2 separate regions of the Homo sapiens genome follow, and region 2 is linked to region 1. A link is a loop called in an ENCODE intact Hi-C map of the cell type or tissue named here. Cell type or tissue: ovary. All regions are shown on one strand. Links, peaks and the distances in the headings refer to the core of each region. The heading gives the core; the rest is flanking DNA. Region 1 overlaps MBP (myelin basic protein). Region 2 overlaps MBP (myelin basic protein).

Region 1 (12,460 bases), core at 6,489-11,488:
AGACACGCCTGCTGCCCTGCTCAGTGGGGAACACACCGGCCCCGCGTGCGTATTTCGCTGTTTCTGACTTCACACAAAGAACTGTTGTTATGTTTCCATCACTTACACGCAGCAACCAGCATTCAATGTTGTGCTCTCAAAGTCTGTTTAAAGTTGGCTGCTTGCAAACTGGGCCATAGTTTCTGACAAAAATGATGCTGGTAAGCTAACTCCCAGGCCGAGAATGCCCATGCTGTGGGCAAAAGAACAGTGCCCGCCCCTGGGTTGTCTGAGCAGAAGCTGGATTGTGTGCCTGGAGCCCTGTCGCCCTCAGCCAGACCCGGGGTCGAGGCTGGGCCGGCTCTCCGGGAGCATCAGGGATCCGGTTGGAGAGAGGCTCATACGGCGGTCCCAGGGGCCACCTCGAGGGGGTTGACCGGAGCTGGGTCTGGGAGCTGCAGCAGAGGGAAGGCGGCATGAGGAGAGAGCCGCAGGTGGGGCGTGTGCACAAAGTGCAGGTGTGTGGAGGCCCTGTGGGTTTACATTGCCCTGAGGCACCACTTCACGATCACCCCATTATTTTTAATAAAGGTTGTGGAGAGGCTGCCCTTGTTTGCTAATTACGCCTTATATCTTTAATCATTGCATTCCAACTTAACAAAGGGATTTTAACAAAGGTCACCGTTTATCAGATGAAGCCAAATGCCCACTTCCCTGCCTCCAAAACCAGAATGACCTTCAGGTGTGCTTTCCACCAAGCATGGACGAGAGACTTCCTTCGTGAATCTCCTCCAGAAGCAAAACATTACTGACTCAAAACGTTTGAGAGGCTGCTATCAAGGGTGAACCTCGTAAGATTGTTCTCTGATATCACTAAGAAATTCTGCATGTCAAACACAACATTCACAAGAAATTCCCACGGGCGGGCGCTGCAACTGCTGGACACCCCGCCCAGCAGCCTGAAAGCACGCTCACGCCTTAGGGGAGGCTGCTGGCTCCCAAATGCAAACACAGTTTCATAAAACCACACCAGTACCATGCCTTACGCTCATTCTCAAGTCAGACATGGCTCCATTTGGGGTTTTTCTTACTGTAACCAGGTTATTGACTATTCACGGGTTTTTAAAGGGTCTTTTTTTCTTCTTTTTTTTTTTTTGACACGGAGTCTCGCTCTGTCGCCCAGGCTGGAGTGCAGTGGTGCAATCTCGGCTCACTGCAACCTCCACCTCCTGGGTTCAAGTGATTCTCCTGCCTCAGCCTCCGGAGTAGCTGGGATTACAGGTGTTCACCACTACACCTGGCTAATTTTGTATTTTTAATAGAGATGGGTTTTCACCATGTTGGCCAGGCTGGTCTTGAACTCCTGACCTCGTGATCTGCCTGCCTTGGCCTCCCAAAGTGCTGGGATTACAGGCGTGAGCCACTGAGCCCAGCCTAAAGTTTCTCTTTAAAAGGATGCCTTTTCTATATTATTTTATTCCTCTCTTTAGGAGCTCACTGAAGTTTTATGGAAGCACCACACAAGTCAGCAGGGTGGGCTTTGGGGGGTGCATCACATCCAGAGGCAGTCCACACAAGGTTCCGTTGCTCATAAGTGCCGGTTCCCGGACTCTGCAGGAGGCACACCTTAACGGGGACACTTTACTGCGGGTGCCACGTTAAATGACGACTGTAGGACTCTCCCACGTTGAGGTGAGCACAGGAGAGCTTACTTGTACATTTGTGCTATGGTTTACAGCACGCCAGCATTGTCTTTTTCTATTTGGGGCATTCATAAATGTGACTGTATTTTTCAGAGAAGTTTACCTCTGAACTCAAAATTAACTTTTGTATGATTTTGGGAAACACCCCAATTTTTCTCATGACAAACAGAGCTAATACCTGTCTAGTAGGGCAATGGGAGAATAAGGGTCGCCACAGCCAGCACACAGGAGAGCTCTGTTGTCCCAGGGGGGAGCCACTCGCAACTGTGGCCACTTCCATCTAAATCGCTTAAAAATATGACATTAAAAACACAGTTGTTCAGTTATAAGGGTCTCGTTTCGTGTGCTGTGGGCCACATGTGTCTAGAGGCTAACGTGTCACCAGGCAGCACAAATATAGAACATCTCCATTATGGCAGAACATCCCACTGGAGGTGCTGCAGGGGAGTGTCTTGATAGTAAGTTACCAACAAATGCGAGCTGTGACCACGTTGTGTGGCCATTTTAATGCACTTCTGCCTACTAAGAGATCGTCTAATATTCTGCTATTGAGTTCAAGAGTTTTCTAGAGGTTTGTCATGTGGGAGGTGTGTGTGAAAGAGTTCTAAACTCTGCTGAAGATAAGGTACAGTAAAAAGCCTGTCGGCACCCACACAATCTAAGAATTTTCCAGGCATTTCTCAGTGCCTGCATGTGTCCAAGTGTCAGGTGAGATCAGTGAGTGTCTTTAGCCCCTACTTTTCAGTTCCCTAAGCCTTTAAACATATATTAAATGGCCAATTTAAGAATTACATGAGTTCTCAAAAAATCTGCTTATGTGACTTACCTATAAAGTAGAAATTTTACACGTACAGATCTGTCAATTGCCAGCACACTGCAGTCAGATCAGAAAGGAAGAATTTCCCAGGGAATTTGGCGCTCAATGGCATGACAGCCGTGTCACAGCAATCCAGGTGTGGGTTTGGGTGACCGGAAGGAAGTGACTTTCTGAGTGATCTGGCTTTCCTTTCTGTGAAATGGTTATGGTGACAGGGGTCGGTTTCAACACATAATTGCAAGAGGAAGTGTAAGGGAGGGACAAACAGCGCATTGGATTTGGAGGTTTGATGGGTCTGGGCTTCAGTTGCACCTCTGCTGTTCTCCAGGGAGGATGGATGGCTTTTCCTGCCCCCTTCACATTTATGTGCTCAGATGTCACCCAGTCTTGTGGCTTCTGGACCTGCCTCTGGGCAGGGGAATGTCTGGAGATGTTCCGTAGACACCCCAGGCAGTTAGGATTCATTCTTTTAACAAACAGTTCCTCAACGTCAGCACCCGCCATGTGCACGCACCATTTGGGCCTGAGGACACCTCCGTCAGCAAAAACAAAGTTTACGCTCACTGGACTTAATTTTACTGCAGAGAGAGATGATTGCATAAAGCAGCTGTGAGCCAGTGATGGCTTAAAATATAATTATTTTTCATTCCTGAGGATGATATGACAAGAACAGAACTCACTAAAGATGTTAAATACCCTGACAATCTCTTGCACGTAGGATAAAATGTTGCAGGATTTATGATTCCATAAAGGAATGGCCGTGAGAAAATAACTCCTAGTTGGAAAAAGTCAGTGACATTTCACAGCTGGGCTGTCAGTAGTTTTAAAGGAAAAGCATTTTTCCCATCAAAGTGAAAGATTCTATTTACATGTTGATGGAAAGAGCTGAATTGCTTCAATGCCTTTGTGTATATTTGCAAACTAAATGTCTCATTTCTCAGAATGTCATTTTAATAGTATCTGGAGAGTGTCATCAAGAAAGAGTTGGGTTTTAATGATAATTAAATATGGAGCAGATTCTGCAGGGGGTGTGATTGCCCCTGGAGAGGTGCAGAGCGTATGCCTCATTCCTCCTGTCTGCAGTTAGATTTGATGTGCAGCTTAAATAAAAAAAAATCAGTTTAATTTGGAACACCAAACAGACCAATAAGTTACTCTCCACTGTAAAATTTACATATGATTTTACAGGCTCTCAGATCTTATTTTTAAGTGTGGTATCTTTTTTCTTAAGCTGATTAAATAGAAAAATCCAGAAATATTGCTAGGCATCTTTGTAGAACCTTTTTGAGCCTGATATGACGACCAGGGAAAGCCCAGTGTCTAGCTTTTCTCAGCCCACCCACAGCTGAAAAGCAGGTTTCCAGACTTATTGCTTGTTAGGTTTTGGAATGTTTTGGAGCTCACCACTTGATTTCACCCATTTTGGGCAAATGTAAGTGTGAAGATAAACTACAAGTTGTGTTTTTATTTTTCAAGGTTCCTGGTTTACTGTTTCTAATTAGCAAGTCTTGTGAGTTTCATATGAGAAAAAGAAATAATAAGGTTTTCAGACCTCTCATCTTCCAGTTCATTCGCCTGTGAACTGAGACAGTGTTCAAAACACCAAAGTGAAAGAATTCAAATGGTGACAAATAACTCAAGGGCACTACAAACCCCTCCTTTGGGTTGGTGGGAAGTGGGGGAGCAGGGAGCACTGGGGAAGGGTACAGGGTCCCCAGAGACCAGGCCTGTTCTGGAACCTTCCACGGACACCCCCCCACCAACAGGGCAACACAAGTGAGCCCCCCACTGTGGGCCAACTCGGGGCAAGGACTCCCCTGATCCTTTGGATAATCGTTCAGGTAAATTCCCAAAGGTCATGGCTCACAGATATTGGGACCCCAGCTCTCTACCTGTGAAGATGGGGTCTGCAGGAGCCAGGCAGAGGGGAGCCCTGTGGCAGCTCTTCCTGTTGTGGACAACTTTCTCCTCCTGGAACCCATCTCTCTTCTTGGCTCTCCTGATAGTTTCCCTCCCTCTCAGCTATCAGTCACCTGGGAGGATTCCATCTCCTCTGCATAACAAAAGATGCCACTGACACTCTTTTCCGCAGGATGTTGCTGCTCTGGGCGATGTCCTAGGGGAGAAGGGAGCTTTGAGCTTCCAGGATTCAAGAGGAAAACAGCTACCCTCGGGAGACAGAGTCTCAGCCAGGGCCATCTGCAGAGCCAGACATCTTCTACACAGCCTGAGACAATTCCAACCTGTGTTAATAAATTGCAGCCTCACCCAGCGGGCATCCTCTCAGAAACTGAGATCTCAGTGGGATGTGTTAGGAGCTGCCAGCCACTCACAGAGACATGGATTCATCACAGAGGGTGGCTGTCTCCCAGCAATCGCTCTGCGAGTTACATTTGGATGGGTCTGCAGAGCCAGGTGTTTTGGAAGGCAGAGCTCTTTGTGGGATAAAGCTGGACTGGGTGGAGCCGGTATTAGGGGGACACCTGGACCCTACAGCCTTGGCGATACTGAGTGGGAGAGGTTTGCAGCAGGTGCCCCAAATCAAATCTTTTTTTTAAAAAAATACAGTATTTAAATATTTGCTTATGCTTGTCTCAACCCTGGGAAGTGGGGAAGGACACCCCTGTCTCTCCCTCTATGTGAGCCCTCCCCGTAGCTTCTCTTGCTGGCCTGTGGGCTCTACAGCCCCAGGGAGTCCTGCTTCTGTCCTGAGCTCTTCATACCCATCACTGCTCTGAGTGTGCTTTTGTAATTTTGTTGGTCTCCTGATTAGACTGTGAGGTATTCTGAGGACAGACACAAGGACTTCCTTTTTTTTTTTTTTTTTTTTTACAATAATAGCAATAAGAAGAAAATTAGTAACACCAAACAACACACAGCACTTGCTATGTACAAGGGGGTGCACCACACATGTGGACTCACTCACTTTACATAATGTTATCATCGTATCATGTTACCATCTTAAGTAAGCACAGAGAGAGAAAGTAACTTGCCCAAGATCACCCAACTAGCTGGTGGTGAAGCCGGAATTTTCATGTACAAAGTTTATCACTGTCCTATGCAGAGTGGGCACATAATAAAAAGTATTTTTAATATGTGTGTGTGGGGATGGATGAATGCAGGAATGAACAAGCATTTAAAACATTCCTTTCAGTCCTAAACAGCTAATTTTCACCTGCATTTGGAAAGAGCACGATCGATCCACTCATGAATTAAAAACAGGCTGTGTGTTGTCAGAGAAAATTCGTGGCAAGACAGCTTGATAAATGTCATGACACCTGCAGGGCTCAGCCACAGCTCTTGGTTCAGAAGCTGTGCTAAGGTCCCAGGTCTGAGCCTTTACCGTAAGGGCTTGGGAGGGCTTTGAGGCACCGCCAAGGCAGGGCAGAGTGGGACGTGGGGCTGGATGCCCTTCGGCAAACATCACTCTCACCGGCCCTAAACGGCCTCTGAGTCTGGGCAGATTTAAACGGGCCGTTCCTTGTTCCTCCTCCGCGCTGCATTTTTATCCACGGCAATCCTTACAACTGCATTTATTAGCCTGACCCACTACCCCCTCCCCTCTTCCTTCCCCCTCCCTCCTCCTTCTCACTCCTCCTTCCCCCTCCCTCTTCTCCTCTTCTCTCCCCTCCTCTCCATCCTCCCCGTCATCCTCCTTCCCTCCTCCTCATCTTTATCGACCCCAACTCACTTCATACAAGGGGAGGGGGAGTGTGTGAAACATTGGACCTGTAAGCATCTCTCAGGGAAAAATATTGGTAATTTACAATTTTTTCTGACTTCTTTAGAAAGTGCTTATTTAACGAGCAATGGGTACCATGCACAAAGGGGATGGTGAACTGCATGACGTACACTATACGGGGGGTCTCAGTGTGTTCTGCCTGGCTATAGATGGCAGGGGGCGTGGGCACGGCCAGGGTTGGAGCTGTGCTGCCCAGACCTACGGTCCCAGCCACGTGTGGCCACCTAGCACCTGAGACGTAGCCAGGCCACACTGCACCATGAGATAAAATATATCCTAGAGTGTGAGGACTTCATGGGAGAAGAATTGTTAACCATTTCATGAACAATTTTTATATGGATTCTATGCTTACATGACATTTGAGGTTTCTTAGGTTAAAGAAAAGACATGACATTAAAATGATTTCCCCTGTCTCTTTCCTCATTTCCTGTGGCCACGAGAAGACTGACGCTCCCACGCAAGGATCGTTTCTGCCCGGCTGTGCCACCTGGGGCTCCAGGCCTGGCTTTGCTCTCTGGCTTCCCCACCATTGGCTACCTGGCCTCGGGCAGGCCCGGCCCAGCTCTGCGACTCAGTGCCTGGGAGAATGAAGATGATCCTTTGAGGGTCCTAAGTATGGGGAGGGCTGCGCAAAGCCATGACTCAGCACGTGGGAGATGAGCGCTCTGCAGATGCACACCTGCCCTGGGGGGAGCCGCCAGCTGGGGCCTGTGGCAGGAGGCAGGAAGAAGGAACCTTGCACAGGAAGGGCCCAACCAGGGTCTGCAGAAGGGAAACCAGGTCTGCTGTCTCCTGAGGACAGGGCAGAGACTGCGTGTGGCTGCTGGTGTGGAGTCCGTTCCCCAGGAGGTGTCAGACATGGCGGCAAATGCCAATCCCAGGACTTTCCTTCTCTACTCTAATTGTGCAGCCGCTGCTGGGGTTTATCAAGTAACACATGTGATAAGCTTAACTGTGATCCTCCTGAATCTATACGTGGATGTCCTAAACCTCACTGCCTCACAACGTGACTGCATTTGGAAATGGTGCCTTTAAAGAGGCCATGACATTAAGATGAGGTCCCACTGGAGTAGGGTGGCCCTGAGCCAACGTGATGCTGTCCTTCTAAGCAGAGATTAGGACACAGACACACACAGAGAGACGACCACTGGAGGACACAGAGAGAAGATGCTTTCTACAAGCCAAGGAGAGGCTGCAGAGGAGACCAACCCTTGGCACCTTGCTGTCAGATTTCCAGTCTTCTGGACTGTGACAGAAGAAATGTCGGTCTTTTAAGCCACCTAGTCTGCTATTTTGTTATGGCAGCCCCAAGAACTCATACAACATACAATGTAGACAATGTCTGCAAAGTCCCTGGCTCACAGGAGGCACTAATACAGTGTTAGCGCTGGCCTAGATAGAATTTGGGGTGTGTGTGTGTGTGTGTGTGTGTGTGTGTGTGTGTGTTTTGTGGTTTTTTCTTTTTTTTGAGACAGGGTCTTACTCTGTTGCCCAGGCTGGAGTGCAGTGGTGTGATCATGGCTCACCGTAGCCTCGACCTCTCCAGGCTCAGGTGATCTTTCCACCTCAGCTTTCCGAGTAGCTGGGACTGTAGGTGCACAGCACCATGCCCAGCTAATTTTTTGATTTTTTTGTAGAGATAAGGTCTCACTTTGTTGTCCAGGCTGGTCTCGAACTCCTAGGCTCAAGCAATCTGCCTGCTTCAGCCTCCCGCAGTGCTGGGATTCCAGGTGTGGGCCACCGCACCTGGCCTCGTTTGGTGTTTTGAACATGTAGTGAATCATCCCCAGGAGGCTTAGCTATCACCAGAAAACCCCAAAGAGTAAGCCCACAGCTCAGCAGATCCACAGCATTCAGAGAAAGCTGAGGGACAAAAGCCACAAGCAGCCTGGCACATGGGCACGTTCTGAGCGCTTGCTGACCCTCCCAAAGGTAACTGCCCAGCCCCTTTGATTCACACTGCCAAAAAGGAATGAATTCCTCCAGTAGCCAGTGAAGCCAAGTGTCTTACGTCCTAAGGACCAAGGACTGCCAGGCAGGCAAAGACTGCCTAAGACAGGGCATCCCTCTGTGGGTGGGTCTTGCCCCCTGCCCCTCTCCTGGCATTGAGGCACGTCCCTGGGTTCTCCAGGGCAGCTGGCACCCTTTCCTTCTTGGGTTCTGCCAAGTTCTGTAGTAAGATGGAGAACCAAATACAAAATGGGCAGAGTGATAGAAAGCTGGTAAATTAGTGAGGCAGGACCATTTGGAAACCAAATTTCCCTGCAACTTAAAAAACACAGGGAGTCAAAGGCAGAACAGGAGTTTCTTCGTTTCTGAGAAGGAGCGCTGTGCCCTGAACCTGCGCCTGCCTGGAGGAAGTTACACTCCATCCGCATGAGTGAATCATGAGTCAGGAGGGCAGGCTGCCCACTCCTCTGATGGGCGGAGTGCTTCTGCCTGAATCTGATGTCTCCTGTTCTGACCCTCAACTGGCCCAGGAAGGTGGCTCAACCACTTGTTACCAGGGACCTGCACCCCATATGAGTGGACTAACACTGCAACTCCAGAAAAGTGTCTTTTTTTCACCAATCAGAGACATTCCACAGTTAACCCTTTAGTTAGTTTCTCTTCCTCTTACATCCTGCCGTGGCTTATTCGGGATGAGAGAGAAGCAAATTTCAAAGCCCTGAGTCACTGAGGGCAAAACTTGCAAAGGAGACTGGAAGCTCCTGCAGGCAACAGACGAGGCCTCCCCACCACCTCCCCAGCAGCCAACGGCACCTAAAGCCTGCTCAGGAAACTGAGCTTTTATGTGAAAAAGAAGTTAGGAAATAGGTATGATTCATTTACTCTTTCGAACATCTGTAAGCCAGTTATGTGCTGGGGATGCTCCAGGCTTAGAGACGGAGGCATCAGAGAGAGGAAAGTTCCCTCCTTGATATAGGAGGGGAAGAAGTCGGATGATAAACAAATCACCAGGATCTGTATCAGAGCACTCAGCCGCAGGCTCTATGACAGCAGAGGAAAGAATCATCTAGTGTGGGTGGGGAGAGGTGGAGAAGGTGGCAGCAGGGTGGGAAGGAGGGGGCCCTCAGCAGCCTGGGCCGGGCAGTGGGGCAGAGGCAGTGTGTGGGGTAGACCGGGCAGCCCCCACCGCAGCTGCCCTCCCTGCTGACAGATCAGTAACCAGCACCTGAAACTGACAGAAACTTTCCTTGACTCTCTCATAAGGGGGAAAAATGCCTCCCAGAATCACACACAGAAATGTGCAGAGTGGTAGGTGACACGGCTGGAGCTCATGTCACGTTTTCTTTTGTGATTCAAGTTTAATGCTCTACTAAGCTATGCAGCATCACAGAACATGTACATGTACTTGGAAGGGCACAAAATATTTCCCATCAAGTTTAAAGGAAAGAAAAAAAAGCTCTTACTTCTTAAAACTACCTACAGGAACCATAGTTTTAACATTTCCAAGTTTTGAGGTTTTTAAATGATCAGAACTTTAAACATGAGATTTCAGAAAACAAAAGCCTCAGCATGGGCTTTGCTATGGCTCAAAATCTTACTCTGATAGCATTAAACAAATTAAAAACATATGTGGGTGTTTTACAGCGTCAAACAACAGGAAAGAAACTGTACACCACAGAGAGGTTTCTTGAAACTGGAGTTGCAAATCAGTCATTCTAAGACTTAAAATACCAACAGTGTTAACAGCCTAGAGGCCTCTGAGCAGAGCTGTTTTTTCCACTTTCACTTTAGGTGAAACTTAATCCTCCTGGTGCAGATACTGTATCCAAGCCATGTTCTTAATAAATTAGTAACTTAATACATTTATGGTTGTTATTGCTAATTATAATGCTGACATTATCAGTAATACAGTTTAAGTATGGGCTGAACAAAATAATGAGTCACCCTCCCATTCAACATTGACTAGAACCATTTACATATTTATAAAATTAGTCTTTCTAAATCCTTAGGTAAGAAACTAAATACTGTTTATCACTTTAATCAAGATAAAATATACACAGGAACAGTATATAGTCACCTACTCGCCTTCCATGGATGATTTGAAAGCAAATCATGGAAAATTACTCATGTGGCTGACATAGAAATTAAGTACAAATCAGAGAAGGCCCCATTTCTTCCAAGTTTATTATTACTATTAAATAAAAACGCACTACAGACCTCAGCGAAGAGGTCTGGAGACTGAAATTCAATTCCGTTCAATTCCGCGGACATTTCTAAAGCATCTGGGTGTAAGTCGGGGGTTCCCCTGACCCTCACCCCGGCCCATCTTCAGCAGCCGGACATTCTAGTGCACCACCATCTGCCTCGAGTTGGAGACACATAATTTTATGTTGAATTAAAGTACCAACGAAATGGAATAATTTCCCTTGAGGGGAAAACATGTATGTTTAAAAAATAAAAAATGTTGAAAAATCAAAAGTATTTTTGCATCAGAGCAAAGGAATTTCATAATCTCTTCCCTCTCCGAGAACCTCCTGATACTTCTGGGAACAATCACACAGCATGGACCAAGAGCAAGGGCCGCCCCCATACAAATTAGGGTGGGTCCACTGTTCTGTGCACACTGGCAGGCTTACTCCTCACAGTCTGAAACAATTCTCTAGTGTAGAGACAGGGGTAGGCAGAGAGACAGACAGCTAGGACCCCTGGGCATTTGTGGTCCTTGTCAACATCATTGGATCATCTGTCCTGAGCGTCTCAGTGGGAAAAGGGTCCAGAACCCCGATTCAGGGCACTACAGGGGAACCGAAGGCAACGTAGAGAATCCAGATCAGACAGAGGAAGCTGATGCCTTCAAATAAGGCGGACAATGGCAAATGCCGTGCTAGAAATACAAAGAAGATGAATTCTTACTAGCCGGAAGGATTCGAATGACTTTTAATTTGCAGTTTCCCGTTTAACTGTATTTTCCAAATGTTCCCTGACAAGGGTTACGAATGGGCTGTAGAGGAGCCGCCACTGGAAAGTCCAGTGACAGTGAGACTGAAGAAGGGCTGGAGCCAGAGGCTGAGGACCTTGGACTTTAGTCTGCGCTAAGGACTTCCTGGAAGTTCTAGGGGCAGAAGGGTGATGATCCAGTCAATAGAGGAAAATCCTGGCAGCCAAAGTACAAGACACATGGGAGCAGGAGGAACGTGGAACCTTGGCTGTAGAGCCCGGAGAGCTTTGAAAAATGCCCACGTCTGCATTGGGATCTAAGGAGGGCAAAGACCCTGGCAGGTCTGAAGTCTCTGGGAGATTCCAATATGCAGGCAGGCCAGAGCATGACCCCAAAGGAAGGAGAACTGGTGAGGAGCCAAGTAGCCGCACGCAGGAGAAAGGAGGTTATCGATCTAGGAGAGGGCCAAGGAAACAGCTCAAGTATTTCCTGTCCTTTCGCCAGACCTCTGGGATTCAGTGTGAGTTCTTCCAGAACCAGACCAGAGTGCAAAGTCAGAGCAAACTCCATGGTGGGTGAGAAGAAAGGAGTGGGACCTTCGTAGATGGAATTAGGTTTTTGAGCTAAAAGAAAGTCTGATGTGTTTCACTGTTTATGAATTGGTGTAAATTTTCATGCTCTATCAAACCAGCAGCTAGTTAGAGAGAATGCAGTTTGGAAATACCTTTTTCTAAAAAATAAAAATGTTAAAAAAAATCAAAAGTATTTTTGCATCAGAACAAAGGAATTTACAATCTCTTTCCTCTCTGAGAGCCTCCTGATACTTCTAGGACCAATCACAGAATGTGGACCAAGAGGAAGGGCTGCTTCGTCTTCCTCTCCTCCTGGTTTCCCTCTTTCTCTTTCTTCTTCTCCGTGTCTCTTTTTTCCTCCCTTTCTTTCTTCTTCCTAACTCCTTCCCTTCCTTCATTCCTTTATTCCTTTGCAAGGTCAGGATGTACCTACTGCCATGCAATCTTCCTGAATAAATTAATAATTAATAATCAATCGTAATAAATCATAATTAATTATTAATAATAATTAACAAGGACCAGGCTTCCACCCAGCTGTCAGGGAAGAGTGTAGCAGCAAGAGCCCATGCCCGTAGCCTCTGACACACCAAGGGGATTTGTGTTTAATAAGAAAACAACATGCACATGTTTCGGATCAGCTCACGTCTTACCGTACTGGCCTTCTCGGCATTTAATTCTCGTTTGCCTGCGTGGTTTCCCATCCTGAATGGATTGGCTCTTCAGAGGCTAAAAGAGAAAGAGAAAGTGTCAGCCCTAAGT
Region 2 (17,182 bases), core at 7,479-12,478, 88 kb before region 1:
GGATCTTCTGTTATTCAATGCGTGCGTATTTTCTACCTAAAAACCGGTGGGAGTGGGAAACAGCAGACCCCCTGCAAACTATCTGAAGCTTAGGGTCATGGTATCTGTTTCCCATGGAAACTGGAACCAGCAGCTAAAACAGGCACCAGTGAAATCAGTATTATTGGACAGAACATGGGTGTCAAAGTCTGCAAGGCTGGAGATGAGACGACACATCCGACTGTAAATGGTGGGCCATGCTGTCTCCCCTTTTCTTACTCTCCATCCCCCTGACTTCATAATGCTCTGGCAATTCCGAGAAATCACAGAACACTGTGGTTCTCTTTTCAATACTAGTTAAATACTAGTTACAATACTAGTTAAATAATAGCTTCCTCTGAAAAAAAGCACATATATATATATGTGTCCCCCCCCACTCCCCGCCGCAAGGAAGCTATTATTCGATTTCTGGTCAAACAGCTCCTACCATGCCTCAGGAGAGTATGTTAGATTTTTTTTTAAAAGCAAGATCAGGGCATTTTAGATTTTGCAGTTTGGAGAGAATTCTTTTCTGTCTGAATGACAGATGCAGTTTTTCCTGTGTTTTTGCCCTTTGCCGGGTTGAAGATTATGTTTATTCCTGAATCATCGGCTCGCACGAGTTAATGAAAGTCACGGGCATTTACTTTCTTTACAGAAAGCTGTGCACCATCCAGAATAGCGGGCTTTTCTCTATGTCTGAAAAAATTCACAGACAAGCCTTTCGTTCTGATGCAGATTTCAGGTAACCTGAGGCTGTTACCTCAGCTCCTTGCAGAGGATGCAGCTCCTTGCAGATACTGGGAATGAGAGCGCTGCAGGGTGGCGGCCGCTGGCGCCCGTGGCTTGTGTGTGTGGTTTCCCTTCTGGTGCCCTACTCGGGAGGTTGTTGCTTTGCCCCATGACAGGAAGGATCAGCGTTTCTCCTCTTAGCAAACTGTGAGGCTGGATGCAGAGATTCAGATACTGCTTTTGTAGATGTGGTCGGGGCATATCTGGTTGTGTTTTCTCTCCCATGTTTCATGGGGAAGTGAAGCTCCCGTGGCCTCCTTTGGGGGCCTTTGCCTCTGTCCGCTGGTGATACAGGGGTCGGTATCAGAGACCTCTTGGCACGAAACCTTGTGGGACCCACATTGGGGCTCTGGCTCTGGGCACAGAAGGATACAACAAATCAAAGTTCGGCAGCCTGTGCTTCTGCCATTAAGTAAACCCTTTCAGTGGCTGCATTTTTCTGATCTGGGTTTAACCTCAAAGAGGAAGAGCTTTGACGCCGGGTTCCAGCTTCCTCATCCTGGTGAGTGTGCCGAAGAGGGAGAAGCAACGGAGGTGGACAAACGGCACCTGTCAGAGGCGAAAGCTGCTGTCAGATTGGCGAGGAAGTCCTTAAAATGGTTGTGTGCTTTCCGCCGGGTGGCTGTGCCATGGCCTCTCTGGTTGGCACCTTGATGGCAGCCCGCCCCCAGGTACCATGTTGCCATGGCGTCTCCATGCAGGAGCACACCCTTCATGACCACAGCTCCGGGAAGCAGGGTCTCTGTTCCTTGTCCCGAGAGACCCACGGAAAAAATTCCTCTTCCTCATGGCAAGAGGGACTCCTCTCCCACGGGGGAGGCTCAGAGACGTCTGTTTCCCAAACGCAGATGACTCGGAGCTGATGGCCAGAGAGTGAAGTTCTAGTCCAGCTGCCCCAACCATGGGGCTTTTGAGGCTTGATTACCATTTCCTTCTGAGAATGGTGGGAGCAGGGATTGATATGAGGTTCACCGCTCGGATTTTCATTTTACAGTTTCGGAAACTAAGGCCCCAGCACAGAAACACAGAGGACCCAAAGCTACAGCCTTGAGGGGCAGAGGGGCCAGGGCCAGCAGGGCTTTTAGAGCCAGCACTGCCCTCCCCAGCAGCTCTGAGGGTGGCCAGGCCTCTTCCAGAATAGCACGAGTGTGGAGTGGCACTGGGGCAGGGTTATGATGACACCAATGTTTTCAGAGGACGAGGCTCCTGTGGGGCCTTTGCATTGCTTTTCTTGCTTGATCAGCACAACGTTCCAAAGCATCTGCAGGACAGGTGACGCTTTTGCCACCATTGCTGTTTCACAGGAGAGGGAAGGAAGCTCAGAGAAGACAGACACCTGCCCCAGGTCCACGGCTATGACGCAGTGCCATGAGACCTGAGCCAAGCATTTTTGGTTCTTCCTCCTGTGCTTTCCCATGGCACAAAATGCTTTGCTTCCTAAACGCCAGTGTGCTGGGTGATGGTGGATTCAGAGGCAGGGCAGGTCTTTCCAGAAGCCTCCATGGGCGCCAAGGCTGAGGGGTGGACAGTGTCCTCCAAGTCAGGCCAGGAGCACAAGGGTCTGTGAGAAAGAGGCAGAAAGGACGTCCGAGGACTCGGAGACAGTGGCTGCTGGAAGCCCAGAGCAGCCCCTTCCTGCTCAGGTCAGTGTCCTGGGCCCCAGGCCGAGCCTGGAGCTTGGAGGAGCTGGCACCGTTGGCGGGGCCGAGAGGAGCCGCCCTGCCCGGGGCCACCTTTCCAGCTGCACCACTGGCGCCCTCACTCCAGCCTCCAGTGCAGGCCCAGCACCGGGTTCCAGGGACCTGCAGCACGGGATGGACAGGCAGGCGGGCAGGCAGGGGCTGAGCAGACAGAGGAACTGCAGAGAACAGTGGGTCCACTTCCCACGCAGCCATTCCCCATCGTGCGTGTTGCTCCTCTCCCCTCAGAATCCTTGCTTCCCCAGCTTGCTTTTGGGTTCTCGCATGTCGCAATATTCCCCTACTGTGCTCCCGCTGCCTGCCTTCCAGTCCTCAAAGAAAAGAGCCCTGTCAGCCCCGAGAGCACCGGTGTCTCTGGGAGTCAGGGAGCTCGGAGCAGGGTCCCGTGCTGGAGGGGGCACCGCAGCACGGGAGCCAGGCTGTTCTTTGCCTTGTTGCCTATTTCATAGCTGGGGTGTCTCCCTTACCCTCCTGGTGTGTTTGCACAGAGAGAGAGAGGGAAGAGGAAGAGAGAGACACGAAGAGGGAGGGAGAGAGGGGGAAGTAGACAGACAGAGAGACAGGGAGGGAGAGGACACAGGGTGAGGTGGACCCAGGCGGAGGCCCTCTGTTCAGCTCGCGTTTCTCAGCCGCAGGGCAGGGAGTTCTTGGTTCCGACTCTGCTGGTTCCTGGCACTGCTCAGCCTGAGCCTTCCACCCAGCTGCTTCTGTCTCCGTTGGGAGCTGACTTCAAGGGTCCTTTGTCATGGAATCCCTGCATTTTAAAATCCCTCTGTATTTTAAAACCATTTAGTGCCTCCGGCCTTGCAATTCCTTCTTCCGTGGCTGGTGCCCTCACAGCCACTTTCTTGCAATAATAAAGCATCCCAAAGTACCGGAGGAAGGCATTCTAACTCAAAAGCTCCTTCTCAGGGACGAGAGAGGGAAGCTCCTCGCTTATTCTTCCACTCAATATGCAAATGGCGTGGGATTGCCACCGTCTTCGGGCAGGGGCACCCCTGGGGGCTCTCAGACCAGCCCGCCTGCACCCTCTGTGTGCACCTCCTGCAGAGATGGCCTCTGTGAGCCAGGCATCGCCGGCCCCTGCTCAGGGGGCTGGAGGGAGAAGTTGAGGCCTCTAGCACGCATCCCTGGGAGGGTTCTCTGTCCATTAAGAGCAACGCTGGGAGCCCACACAGCCTGCCCAGGCTTTAGTTTCAACTTACGCTTATCTTCATTTTCCCTTCATTCCATAGACATGTAAATACCACACACACCCCCACACAAACACACACGCACACACACCCCTACTGCTTTTCCTATCTGGACCAGAATGGGGTGTCCACAAGTGCACAAGTGCTGAGCACAAGGAGCTGAGTCCTGGAAGCCTGCAGACTTTTAACCACCTTTCCGCGTGTGTCCTGGAGTGTGAGCCTCAGGCAGCCACGTGGACAAAGCGTTGTGTAGAGGATTTACTTATCTTTGGCCAGGATTTTAAAGGTATATGCAAAACCTGTCTAGGATGAAACTGTGGAGAACAGAAGGGCTGCTTTTCCCTGCTAAATAATTTTTTTTAGAAGAGGAATGAAGCATTCTGTTGAGTTTCTTACTATGATCTGGATACCAAAGCCTGGGACTCTCATCCTCTCCACTCTGCTTGGCTACACGGGGTTTCTGGCAGAGGCTCCATCTCTCTGTGGCCAGGGTCCACTGAGGACAGCGTGCCTCTCGTGGAGCAGGGAACGGGGTAGGGGCCAAGCCGCTACCTGCCAGCGCGTCACACACTGGGTGCTGTGCCACCCTTAGCTCACCCCTCCCACACATCAGATATTCCTGCACACACAGTGAAAATCCTCCTTCTCGCCAGCACTGCTCTCCAGGGCGGGGCCGGCAGGGTCGGTGCCTCCCAGGCAGGGGCTGGTGCATGCAGCCCCATCTTGGTCTCAGTGAAGCCCAGGTGGCCACAGCCCCAGTGCACCCCAGAGAAGAGGCCTCCCAGAAGGACGGGGGACCCTCAGAAACTACCTGCGGGTAGTGGTGGTGTTTTCCATCACCAAGAGAGCCCTCGAAAACCAAGTGCGGCTTCACAACCAGGACACGATTCAAGTTAAACACAGACTCTCAGGATGGGCTTCCAAACCACTGAGACCCCCTCAGGGTGCATGGTTGCCTCCACCCCTGTGGCTTCAGGAAGAAATCCTTCTCCCCAGCCGCAGCCGCCAGTCACTCCAAGTCCCACGACCACCTTGGGGCTCTCACCTGGCCCTTGTCTGGCCCCGGCTCCCCCAGGGCCCTTCTGCCCCCAAGCCCTGGCTTCCTCTGCTGCACTTTCAGCCACTGCCTGGACTGGCCATCCCGGGGCCAGCAGGCACATCCTCATTCCTCATAAACCTACTCCTGGCCCGCGGCGGTGCAGCCCTGGACAGCCAGGCACTAGCATGATGTCTGACATGCAGCCACACCTGGCGGACGCTTCCCCTTCAGGGCCTCCAAGTTTTGGCATCCGCAGGCGTCCTGTCCCCCGTGCTCCTGTGCTCCTTGCTGAGTGTAAATGGTCCCCCCTTGCCGGCCTCTGAAGAGGGGTACCCCAGCTCTCCCTCAAACTTGGTGCGCCATTGAGCATAGCTGTGAAATGTTCTCGCTATTTAGGTACTTGAGCAGCTGTTTCCAATCTTTTGCACATTCCCATGCTTAAAAAGCCAGGTGCCACGGTGCAGACGGTGGTGGCCTGGGTCTGGAGGGGGGCCTGGTGGATGCAGGTTTGTGGTGACCGCTCCTAGTGTGCAAACGGCAGCCCTGCTCACGGTGACGGCAGTGCCAGCTCTGGGCTTGTCCCCTTCCCCTTCTCCTCCTGGCTGTCCTCTTCTTTGTGAGTGCTCCTGGCACCTATGTGCTTTGAGAAGCCGTGGCAGCCACACAAGGAGAAGAGGACAGGCCACAGCGATAGCCCACTTCCTATGCAGAGCCCAGCTGAGCTCAGGTGAGGACAGAGCCCAGAGAGACCAGACGTCCCAAGGACACTCATCGTTTAGAGCTCAATTCAACCCATGTTTAGTGAGTACTAAATGTCTGCTAGGCACTAGTTTTCAAAGCAAACTCGGGTATGCACGTGGCCATAGACCAGGCCAGCCCTCAATACCAGAGCCACTCCCGGGCCCCTCCACGCACTTCAGGCCTCGGCAAAGTGAGGCAGACTCTCACCAAGGCTGCCCATCATCCTGAGCTGACAGCCATACCCTTTGCAGAGGATTCCCTCCAAGGATTCAAAGGCAGGTCCTCCATGCCCCTCTTGGGCATTTGTCTCTTCCTGCAGCTGCTTTTCCCTGGGGGAGGCCTGCCTCCCTGCTTTCACGGCCTCACAGATGCCCCGGAGGCTGGGGGTGGGCCCCTGGCAGTGACACTACCTGCCCCGAGGGACAGTGGCTGAGAGCTCAGGAAACGGCAGGTCACCCCTGGCCCCGATGGGTGAGGACCCGCCGGCGTCTTACCTTGTACATGTTGCACAGCCCAGGCTGGCTGCGGGCATGAGAGGGCAGAGGGCTCCGGCCCGGCTTTAGCCAGGGTACCTGCCGGGGGACACAGAGTGGGCTGCGTGAGTCCGGGTGGGCGCCGCCGGCAATGCCCCAAAGTCCTCCAGCAAATCTCCTCTAGAGCTGGCTTGGCAAGAGCCCAGAGTGAGGAGGAGTGAGCGGGGGGTGGAGGATGAAGGACGACAGGGAGAGAAGAAGGCATGTGCAGATGATGGATGATGGAAGGAAGAGCAAGAGGTGATGGGAGGTCAGAGGGCAGGCATGCGCCCTGAAGGACTCAGGAAATCGAGAGCAAAAGGAAAGTTTAGGGAAGAATTCTCTCCTCCAAAGTCTATTCTGAGGCCCTGTATCAAACAATGGGACCAAGAGTTCTTAATATGGCAGCAGGCACCAGCTGTGAAAGATTTCTAGGATCCAGTGCAGAAGGCCTTTCCCAGTCTGGAGCAAAGTGCACTAAAAGGGTTTTTTGACGTCTACCATGGAATGGATAAATTTTACATTCCACTTTACTTGCAGAGTTGTATTTTTTCTTTTATAGCAAGTGTGTTATCTTCTGCATTGGATTTACAGGTTGAAACTTTTTCTGCTCTGTGAAGGTTCAGTGAACCGAGGACGGACCTTTTCCGATTTTCTGCAGAGCATGAGGAAATAATTTTTAGGAGCAATAGTGTTCAAAATCACTTTAGCCAATTACTTAAAGTTGATTTTCTTGCTGACATTATTCCTTGGTACTGGTGAAGGTTAGGAATTTAACATAAGCAGGAAGTTAATCTTCCTCAGCAGGAGCAGGAGCTACGCATTCACCTGAGCTCTGCGGCTACAAATCTTCCTAAGTAGCATTAGCTCCTAACTTAATGTATTATCTTTGTCAGTTACACGAGAGTATCTGCTATATCAATGAACTTTGAGGGCTGCAGTTGAAAGACTATTATTATAGGACCAAGGTAAGTGCCCTGCAAGAAATGTCTATTTCTTGACTATCAGCTACAGCAAAATGAAGACAGAGAGAGAAGAGAAAGAGGAGACTTATAGTGGTCAAGAGATGAAATCAGCGTAATAGGTTTCAGGAGATGTATTGGCTGCAGATGAAATGGATTCTTTTAACCAGGTTAGCAGCTGAGTATGCATGAGAATAGAGTAGTTCCGACACTGAAGAATGTGGGAGCATTCTAGAAGTATTATGGAAAGTGAACACACCGGGGTTTTCAGAGGCAAATCTGTGGTGAGTGTGTGCTTAGCTGTACGTCTCCTGATGGATTCTCCCTGCATGAGAGAGGCTATTTCTAGGTTAGCAGGAATTTCTGGTGACTTTAATTCATGATATTAAAGGTAAGTAAATTGAGTATTCACTTTAGAGGAGGTCTCCGTGGATAAGCCTGCGGGAGTTGCTGTGCTGATGAGACTTGGCTGTCCTCATAAGCAGTGACTCCCATCAGCTGGTGTCCATGAGCGTGAGCAAGTGTACGCTATGTACAGGGCCAACAAGCGAAGAACTTTCCATTAATTTTCCCTCCATCTCCTACAATGGCTCTTCTTCACAAAGAAGATCATCACTGTGAGGCATGTTCTCGTGGCTCTGGTGGGCTGGCGTGAAGCCCCTCTACTGACTCCCTGTCTACTCATGGGGAAGGCAGGTGGCTGGGGTAGCCATAAGACATCCCACTGATGGTTTTCAGGAAATGCAACCTGTAACCCCGGCTGCCTGCCACTCCCAGAGCCAGGAAGAGGGAGGACAAATGCAAGGGCCAGAGAAGACGAAAGGCAAGAATAGCCTCTTAGGAGAAATTGTGTGTGCTAAGCCCGCTTGTATGGGGCTCCCTCAAGAGAGTTCAGTGTTCTTTAGCTGTTTCTTCTTTTTTACTACGTTTTTATGAAGTAGGATGATTTCAGAGCATTAAGAGTGTGCTGATAGCCATAAAGGAAAAAACTTTTAAAAACATTGAATCAGGGTTTGATAGGAAATGTCCACACTTCTTAAATTTGTATCAATATCTAAGTGATTTTCACGAGTGCTATTGTGTGTTTTTTTCTAAGGATGATCTATTCCCTCAGATGTCAAGCCAAGCTCCTAATTCACCGATCAGAATTGCCTGTTATCAAATGTCCAGACTTTTTATCAAAGGAAAATCAACGATGAGAGAAATGAATGCTTTAAAATGCAAATGAGTTTAAAGGGAGGAGATGAGTTAAGACGAGGGTCTGATGGGACATGAAAGGCAGGACCGCATCCAAGCCAATCACTTATCTTTACTCTTGTTTCTAATTTCTCAAAGACCCCAAGTTTCAGCTTCATCTCATACACTCATTATCATCTTTCAGAGAGCCAGCACCATCCCCTCATTTCAGTGTCTCGAGGTTCCCATGACCCCCGTTGTGTGTGAGCTCCCGGGGGGCCCTGTGGGCACTGGCACCCATGTGCACGTTCATTCAGGAGATGCTGGTGGGGCGGGCTGTGTCCATGACAGCACCTGCCAGTGGGATCTGCTCAGCGTCCACCCTCCCTAACATTTGCGGGATGATGCTTTGAGAGAAACACAAGAAACTTCAGGCAGAATCAGAATAGTCACCATAGAAAGACCAGAACACCGAACTGTCAGGGGAGAGAAGACAGTAAAATGTCTCTGTGTAGTAAAAGCAGATGAGTGAGCAACTGTGACCTTCCCACACAGAAGCACAGGTCAGGTGAGAGAAGACAGTAAAATGTCTCTGTGTAGTAAAAGCAGATGAGTGAGCAACTGTGACCTTCCCACACAGAAGGGCAGGAGCTCGGGTGCTCACACTTACCTGCCAGCTGTGTCACCAGGCCACAAAAATGCCGGCAACACAGCACACTGACGTGGTGGGGGCAACCAAACCAAAAACGACAAATTAAAGAAGTTCGCATGCAATTAGTACACTGTCCTTGGTCTGTTAAACTGTTTAATGAATGCATAAAAAGGCAGAAAAATATATAAAGCCAAAAGCTCATAATAAAATTAAATCATGATACAACCACCACAGGCAATTACCATCAAATACATTCCCATGATTTACAAATGTATCGCTTATACAGAGGAAGTTGCAAAATCACTGCCAGTACAGACACATCCAGTCTAATTAACTATCGTCTATTCATACAACAGCAACAACTGCAGCTCCTGAGACCACAGAAGGACACAGTGAGCAGCTGGTGACTGAGCCAGGGTAGCCTCCGATCAATAACTGATCAGAGTAATGAGACTTTGAGAGGAATGCCTATAAGAAATCTCAAAAGGTATTTGTTTGGGTGCAGAAACAAATGCACCCTCCACATTTGGATTTTCTCTAGAAGAATCTGTGGCCAAATCTCTTATCCAATGGAGGTACTGAGTGGCTGGATCAGTTACCATGCAAGCTCACGATGAATGAGATTGAATTTGGTTCTGTGTGCACACTGGGCTCTGGGGAGGGAGGACACCCCTGTGTGTTGCTGCTGCCTTCCGTGCTGTCTACTGTATCCTTCATGTGTCTCCAAATGGTACACGCCCCATGGGATTACAGAACACAGCTACAGAATTAGGATCTCATGGTAACAATGAGGAATTAGGTTACTGTAGAACTAAAATATGTTTAATGAAATTAAAATGCAATGGAAAAAAAATCAGGCAACAGAACATTCTGATGAATTTACAGGACTGATTATATCCCACGGCACTGAATGACAAACAGTTCTTCTCCATACAGTCGCAATTAGAGGCATAGAAGTCATACTGAATGCTGAATAGAAGAACACTGAGAAGAGCAGGTTATAAATGAAGGTTTTCACATAAAACAGAAAAATAGACAAAATCATCGGTAAGAAGCTAGCTTTCGAAAACCTCCCTAAAAGTACACGGCACGGAGAAGTGGGGTACTGGGATGTCCTGGCTGCTTTCTGCTTTGGGAACTATCCAAGTGGCACATCACCATGTCCAGCTTAGGTGTCTTGTGAAACCTTACTTCCTCCACATAAAAAGGAAGGAACGGTTTCCAAAGCTAATGTTTCCAGGCTCTGCCTCGTGACACTCAAGTGGCCTCAGATATGAGCACTGGCACAGAGTGATGCTGGAGAGGTCACTTAGAGAGAAGCTGCCGGGCCAAGCACACGACAATCTTGGCCCTAAGTGCTCACCCATTCCTCATGTGACCCTGACATTCCGGGGAACTGGGAAACCTGTTCCTTAAAGGCAACAACAGTCCTTTCTTTCCTCTCACAACAAAGGAGCATGTTCTCCGTGAATGCACTTTTCATTTACGGCTCTCAAAAGAATATGCCTTCTCAAGGAATTTTTAATGCACTTTTCTTGAATGTCAGCTCCCAGCAACACAAGCATGGGTGTTGTTAGGGCATTCCCGGGCTCGGGGGCGGCCGCTCCAACATGTGGTACCAGCGGCCATGTGCCCTCAAGGGGAGGGAGGAAGAGCACAGGAGGGTGGGAGGAGGACAAACAGCCCCTTTTATAGGGTCATGGGGGGGCTCCACTCAGAGTCTGGCAGGAATCTGCCAGGAAAACCTCGTTCTAGATAGGGAGAAGCAGAACTGTGTGTGGGGCAGGCCGCCGTGGTCCTGAGAGACAGGGCCCGGGCCTTCCACTGCTCGTTTGCACACCTCTTCGGCCTATCCCAAGGACCTTCCTAGCATATAAAAACAGGGGCTCTCCTGATTTGTAAACAGAACAACAAATAAAAATAAAAACAAAACCAAAAATTCCTCCATGGCAGCCCACCCAATGAATACCCCAGATTTTTAGGGCCATTGCGGGTCTGTAGCTGGGTGTAGAGAGAGTTAAGCTTTCATCTCCCATGTTTACAACACTTTGTGATAAAATAGTTGAGTGGAGCAATCACATCCCCACTGCGTGCGCTCCCCCGGGATGCCTCACAGCTGCTCTGTGATCACACGTGCAAATGTTATTATTATTATTTTTTGCCTTTGGCATCAAAGGGCAAGCCTGTTCATTAAAAAATCTTCTATATTCAACACTCCATAGTGAAAAGAATGGATACTTCAAAATTCCTAAAGCAATCATGTGAAAATTATTTTTATTTTTAAAATTTTTGAAAGTGTTTTGATTTTTATGGGTCCTTGATAATTGGCCAGCCCTGTTTTGCAAAGAGATGGACTATTTCTGAGACTAGAATGTTTTCTTTGAAAATATTGAAGAGTATAAGAGATTTAAGACAATAAAGGCTGTAATCTTACCATAAAGGAAGAAAAACATCTATGTGTGTCAATATTGTTTTGAGATAAAGTCACAATGATTGATATCAATGCTTTCACCATTTTATTTCAACTTAAACCAGTGTCACTCACATGAAGCTTATTTTATAATACATATTATCCAGTGATTTCATCTTTTCTGCACAGTTTAAGTACATTTTTTTTTTCTGTACCTTGAAGTAAGCAGAATAGTTCAAGCTTTCAAAACTGGTGATGCTGTATGCGTGAGGGATGCTTACATAATAGCAACGCTTTATTGGGCAACCCGAATCCATACATGTCTGGTGTGGTTTGATAGCTGGGCTTGAAAAAGTGCTTCCAGTTGAAATTAGCATTAGAAATCGGTTAGAACACCAACATTTCAGGGTGAGGGAGGACTGCTACAAAGGAAAAGAACATGTCTACAAATGCACTGAAAGAACTAGCCAGAATATGAATTCCATTAGTATCTAAGACACACAAAATGTCATTTACAAATAAGTCACGGCAAGTGTCACAACCTGAAATCTCAACTCAGACAGATGGTAGAGATGTTAACAGTTGCCTGAAACTTCGATGTGCTTTCACGCCCACAGGAAAGGTAAAACTGACATTTGTGTTTCTCTTCAACAATTTCATGATCAATAAAGAATTGCAGTTGGAGACTAAAGCAAATTCTAGAAACTCCTTAACTCCAAGTTGCCCTATGGTTTTTATGATTGCATGTTATCAGAATGAGGCGCTCTGTTCCACACTTTATTCAAAAGCCTTTTACGCTCCCACAAGGCCTTCTGGAATTCCAGAATCAGCCCTGCACACAGGCAGAAAAACAGCTTCATCTTACAGGTTGTGTGAGAACACCCAATAAACTAGGGACTTTTTTGGGAAAAACTTCTTTCTCTCCAAAATTACACAACCACCAAACACTCTAAACATCACGTAAAATACTGCATCTGCAATCTGAATGGCACTCAGGGACCAGCGCTTTGATGAACCAGCAGCCACAGGTTCTCCACTGACAATCAACTGCAGAAACCACTCCTAGACTCTGGACCCCATAGCAGAGTTTTTTTTTTTTGTAATACATTTTTATCCACATTTGCTTTTGAATAAAGAAACTTCTAAGACTCTGTATGCAAATTAATGGAATCACAAGATAATAAAGCTTTGATTCATAGACACTCATTTATCCCTCCCCCCTTCCACTTCTCAGACCACAGAGAACGTTTGCTCAAGGCGGATTTAAATTGAGGAGTTTGTTCAAAAGTCTTCCTCGACCTCAATCCTATGATTGTCGCAGAGCAACATGAAGCTAGCAGCACTGACTCCAGGAAAAAACGAGCATAACCCAGTGTTGAACCCCAGCGTGTGGGCTGCAGAGGCAACATCAGTCATCAAGTCCGCAAGCACACACCACCAGAGACCCTGAGAATGTGGCTCTCTTTCTGCAACGCCCATGTCCAGGCACCCTTAGAGATCCAGAATTCAGCATGTCCTTACATTCCTGAGCCACACCCCGGCCACCATCCCTTGTGAGGAAAAGAGGGGGTGAGTTAAACGAAAACGTCCTAAGCAGCCACTCAGGCCCACACTCTTGGGCTCATATGCATTCTCCAGCACGGAACGAGACCTTAGACAGCAAGAGGCTACGTGCCAGTTCTTCCTCTAATGGCTGAGTTCACCTACTGATTTCTCCTTTGCTTTTTCCATTTAAACTAAAACTCCTCTACTCCTCAGAGCTCACCTTGCCAGAGCCCCGCTTGGGCGCACCCCTGTCACCGCCAAAGAAGCGCCCGATGGAGTCAAGGATGCCCGTGTCTCTGTGCCTTGGGAGGAAGCCATGCCTGGCATGGTCCATGGTACTTGCTGTGGCCAGGTACTTGGATCCGTGCCTCTGGGAGGGTCTCTTCTGTGACGCCATCACATCCAGGCTCTCGGAGGTGGCTGCACTGTCTTCTTGGATGGTCTGGAGCTCGTCGGACTCAGAGGGCCTGTCTTTGAAGGTGTTGTCCTCCCTCCCCGGGGCATCTCGGGAAAAGAGGCGGATCAAGTGGGGGCGGCTCCCTGGGTCAGCTGGGTGGGCATCCTGCCAGGCATTCTTCGGGTCCGCTGTGCGCTTGGAGTCAGTCACCGCTGTGTCCTGAGAGGAGGTCCCATTGTTCTGGTTCGCATCTGCCTCTCCTGCAAACAACAATGAGATATGAATACGGGCCTGTGCAAAGCTGAGCACCGGACAAAGCAGCTTTCTCTGAGGGGTCTTGACCTAGCTGTCTCCTATAAAACCCACAGAATATGTGCAGTCCTCATAAAGCCCTTGGCCTAGGATGGAGCTAACCTGGATGGAGCAGCCTTATTGCAGCTCTGTGTTTCAGAAGGCTCTGGGAATTCCTCAGTTACTCGAGATTTGGCACCCAGCGTAAAATGCACCCAGGCTTCCCGATGAAGTCATCTGAGCATGCAGAGCAGCCACATCAGCGTTTCTTCCCGGGTGCTGCCATGGCTGCTCCCGGAGAGCCCAGATGTGCAGGCACCTTGATGGGACATTGACTGTTTAAAAGGCCACTGGTGCATAAGTTAAATATGCAAGGAGCATTTATTTGACAAAAGGTGTTTTTAGTTTTCTTGGTAGAAACAAAACTTGCCACATCTTTTTGCAATTCATGCATGAAAGAAGTGGGGCATTTAGAATTGTTTCAATCCCAGATTCCACAAGAGGCCTCTCACAATAGAGAACTGCTTATTCAGGACATTTTGACTTGGCTTCTCCTCTGGAAGCAGAAACAATTAGAAATCTGAAGTGGGATTGAGATATTTCATGTTGTATACCAGCATCTCATAGCTTTCTCCAAAAAATACCACATTTCTGTCACGAAGGGCAATGAATCCATTTTGCTTTCAAGTTAGAGTGTTAGGTTTAAATAAATATCATTTAGTTAGTTTCCTCTCCAAACTCTATTACTTATCTACAGAAAACAGGATTCACTCACATATTCCTGTAATACCAGTCATCCATCTATCTCTCTATCCATTCATCCATCCATCCACATAACAGTCCATTTACCCATCCATCCATCTATCCATCCATCCATACACACACCCACCTACCCATCCATCCATCCATGCATCCATCCATCCCCCATCCACTCATCCATCCGTTCACCCATCCACCCACCCCTCCATCTATCCACTCATCCATCCATCCACTCATGCATCCATCCATCCACATATCAGTCCATTTACTCATCCATCCATCTATCCATCCATCCATACACATACCCACCTACCCATCCATCCATCCATCCCCCATCCACTCATCCATCCACCCACCCACCATCTATCCACTCATGCATGCATGCATCCATCAATTCATCCATTCGTCATCCATCCATCCACATATCAGTCCATTTACCCATCCATCCATCTATCCATCCATCCATACACACACCCACCTACCCATCCATCTATCCATCCCCCATCCACTCATCCATCCATTCATCCATCCACCCACCCCTCCATCTATCCACTCATCCATCCATCCATCCATCCATCCATCCACATATCAGTCCATTTACCCATTTATCCATCTATCCATCCATTCCATCCATCCCCCATCCACTCATACATCCATTCATCCATCCATCCACCCCTCCATCTATCCACTCATCCATCCATCCATCCATCCATCCATCCATCCACATATCAGTCCATTTACCCATTTATCCATCTATCCATCCATCCATCCATATATCCACCCATCCATCCATCCACTCATCCATCTATCCATCCATCCATCCATCCATCCATCCATCCATCCATCCATCCATCCACTCATGTATTCATCCATTTACCTACCTGTTCATCCATCCATCTATCCATTCATCCATCCATCCATCCATCCATCCATCCATCCATCCACTCATGTATCCATCTATTTACCTACCTGTTCATCCATCCATCCATCCATCCATCCATCCATCCATCCATCCATCCATCCATTATTTATGAGTACCAAATAGGTGTAATGTACCATTCTAAATATCTGAGTTACAGTGATTGTAATTCACGAGGTCCTTGTCCTCGTGAAACCTACATTCTAGTGGGGAAAGCAGGTGAAAATGTATGTTATGGATTGAATAGTATCCCTCCAAATGATATGTCCATGTCCTAACTTCTGTACCTGTGAGTGTGACCTTATTTGGAAATAGATCTTTGCAGGTGGAATCAAGTGAAGATGAGGTCATTCTGCAGTAGGGTGGGCCCTACTCCAATCACTGGTGTCCTTGTAAGAAGAGAGCAGTTTGGACACAGCCACAGATGCACAGGGGAGAGGTGTGAAGATGGAGGAGGAGCCTGGAGGGGGGCATCTACAAACCTCAGAACACCAAGCACTTCTGGCACCACCAGGAGTAAGAGACATGGAGCAAATTCTCCTGTAGAGCCTTCGGGGGAAGCAGGGCTCTGCAGACATCTCAACTTGAGCTTTCTGGCCTTCACAATGGTCACAGAAGAATTCCTGTAGTTTGAAGCCCCCAGCATATGGTAATTTGTCTTGGCAGCCCCAACTCATGCAATGTGCAACTTCACATCAGGCAAGAGAACAGGAAAGCAGAGAGGGCTTGGGTCAGCAGGAAGGTCCTTGCGGAAATGACAGGACAAGATGAGAGTCTGGGCCCTGCGAGGACTTGGGGAAGTTGGGGAGGGTGCTTCTGGCAGAGGGGAAGGCAGCCCCCACTGGAAGCCTGCGCGGAATCGGCTCCCGGTGGCGGAAGCAGCAGGAGAGCGGCCATGCTGGTTCTGGGTCCAGGAGGATGGCCGGGCTGAGAACCTCCCAGGCCAGGCAGTAACCTGGGAGGCAGGAGGGCCTGTGCAGGGAACTGACCATCTGTGAGCAACAGCAGGGGTATCACAGCCTTGATGGCTGTGAACAGACTGTGGAAAGGGCAGAGCAGGCAGCTATGTGGCGAGAAGACAGGGCTTGGTTTGGGGAGCAGCGGGGCCTGGGGAGGGAAGATTCTAGTGGACGGCCTCTGTGGAGGGATATGATGGAGATGGTGGTACCCAGAGGCCGGGGGCACCTTGGCTTCCATCCTGAGCAATTGGGAGAGGGACAGGGACTGGGAGTCTGGCTGGGACACTAAGGAAAGAAAGGTCTCTGGCCTGGGGTGGGGGAGTGGGGAGAGTGGCTGCAGGTGGCCTGGTTGGGGAAGGTGTAGACAGGGAACCAGCGAACAGTTGAGAATGCATGCCTGCCAAGCGACCAAGAGTGAGCAGTGGACAGATATTCTTCTACGTCGGTTTCCACAAAGGACCTCTTTCAGTAACTGCCCTGGGGTCCCCGTGACCCCTCCAGTTTCCCTGACTTGCTAGGAGAGCTCCCGGGACTTAGGATATGGTCCTGTCACTGCTATGACTCATTGCAATGAGAGGTGCATGGCGAAGTCCAGGAACCCCTCCTCAGAGTCACATGGGAGGCTGAATTTCCCAGCACATGCTGTGACCCCATGTGTGACATGCTGTCTGTTAGGGAGGCTCGTTAGAGACCCTTCCCAGGGCTTTACTCGGGGCTGGTCTCATAGGCTGCCTCGCTTGGTGCCACCAAGATTCCAGCCTTCAGAGGAAAGGCGCTGTTCTGCACAGACCATGTGGTGCTCACAGCTGTTCCGGCACAGCGAACCACCCTCCCGGTTAGGGCATGGTGGGTGGGAGCACTCTGGAAACCCGCATTCCCAGACCACACCCCGGGACCTAGCTCACCACAGGCCTGCCTAAGAGTGGACGGCTCCAGGCTGCAGTGTGAACTCTTTTCTGCACAATTACTAAGAGGCAGGAAAGTCATAAAGACGTTGGTGAGGAAAAGATGTTTCTCATGTGGTTTGGTTCACACTAAAAATACTTTGAGGGCATTTCTTCACGTGGACTGAGAAGACACATAACTTGGGGGATGTTAAGTTGTTAAACTAAATGTC

The links. Hi-C counts contacts between places; a loop is a spot of excess contacts. Peaks named below come from ENCODE experiments on the same cell type or tissue, not always from the same donor. Only the 100,000 strongest peaks of a DNase experiment are listed, where the experiment ranks them.
Region 2: a loop joins it to region 1, with 2.1 times the contacts of the local background. A loop is called at or near these places in 7 of 110 quality-filtered maps.

The regions. Positions count from the first base shown.
Region 1 is chr18:77,092,860-77,105,319 of GRCh38, forward strand. MBP (myelin basic protein) reads right to left here. Exons shown (of 9, transcript NM_001025101.2): 2 at 12,352-12,427. The coding sequence starts at 12,402. LOC124904328 (a long non-coding RNA gene) reads right to left here and starts at 4. Exons shown (of 2, transcript XR_007066420.1): 1 at 1-4. RefSeq lists enhancers at 3,787-4,545, 6,798-7,017, 6,820-7,578, 8,682-8,811, 8,902-8,971 and 1 more and a silencer at 9,262-9,381. In ovary, for the core only: no CTCF peak of the experiment used is centred there; DNase peaks (open chromatin) are centred at 6,942, 8,642, 8,992, 10,822 and 2 weaker places; H3K27ac peaks cover 3,686 bases.
Region 2 is chr18:77,003,872-77,021,053 of GRCh38, forward strand. It overlaps MBP (myelin basic protein), which reads right to left. Exons shown (of 9, transcript NM_001025101.2): 4 at 12,961-13,397. Among named protein-coding and RNA genes, the nearest start is that of MBP-AS1, 32 kb to the left of the region's middle. RefSeq lists enhancers at 1,598-2,497, 2,498-3,396. In ovary, for the core only: no CTCF peak of the experiment used is centred there; a DNase peak (open chromatin) is centred at 10,051; H3K27ac peaks cover 2,382 bases.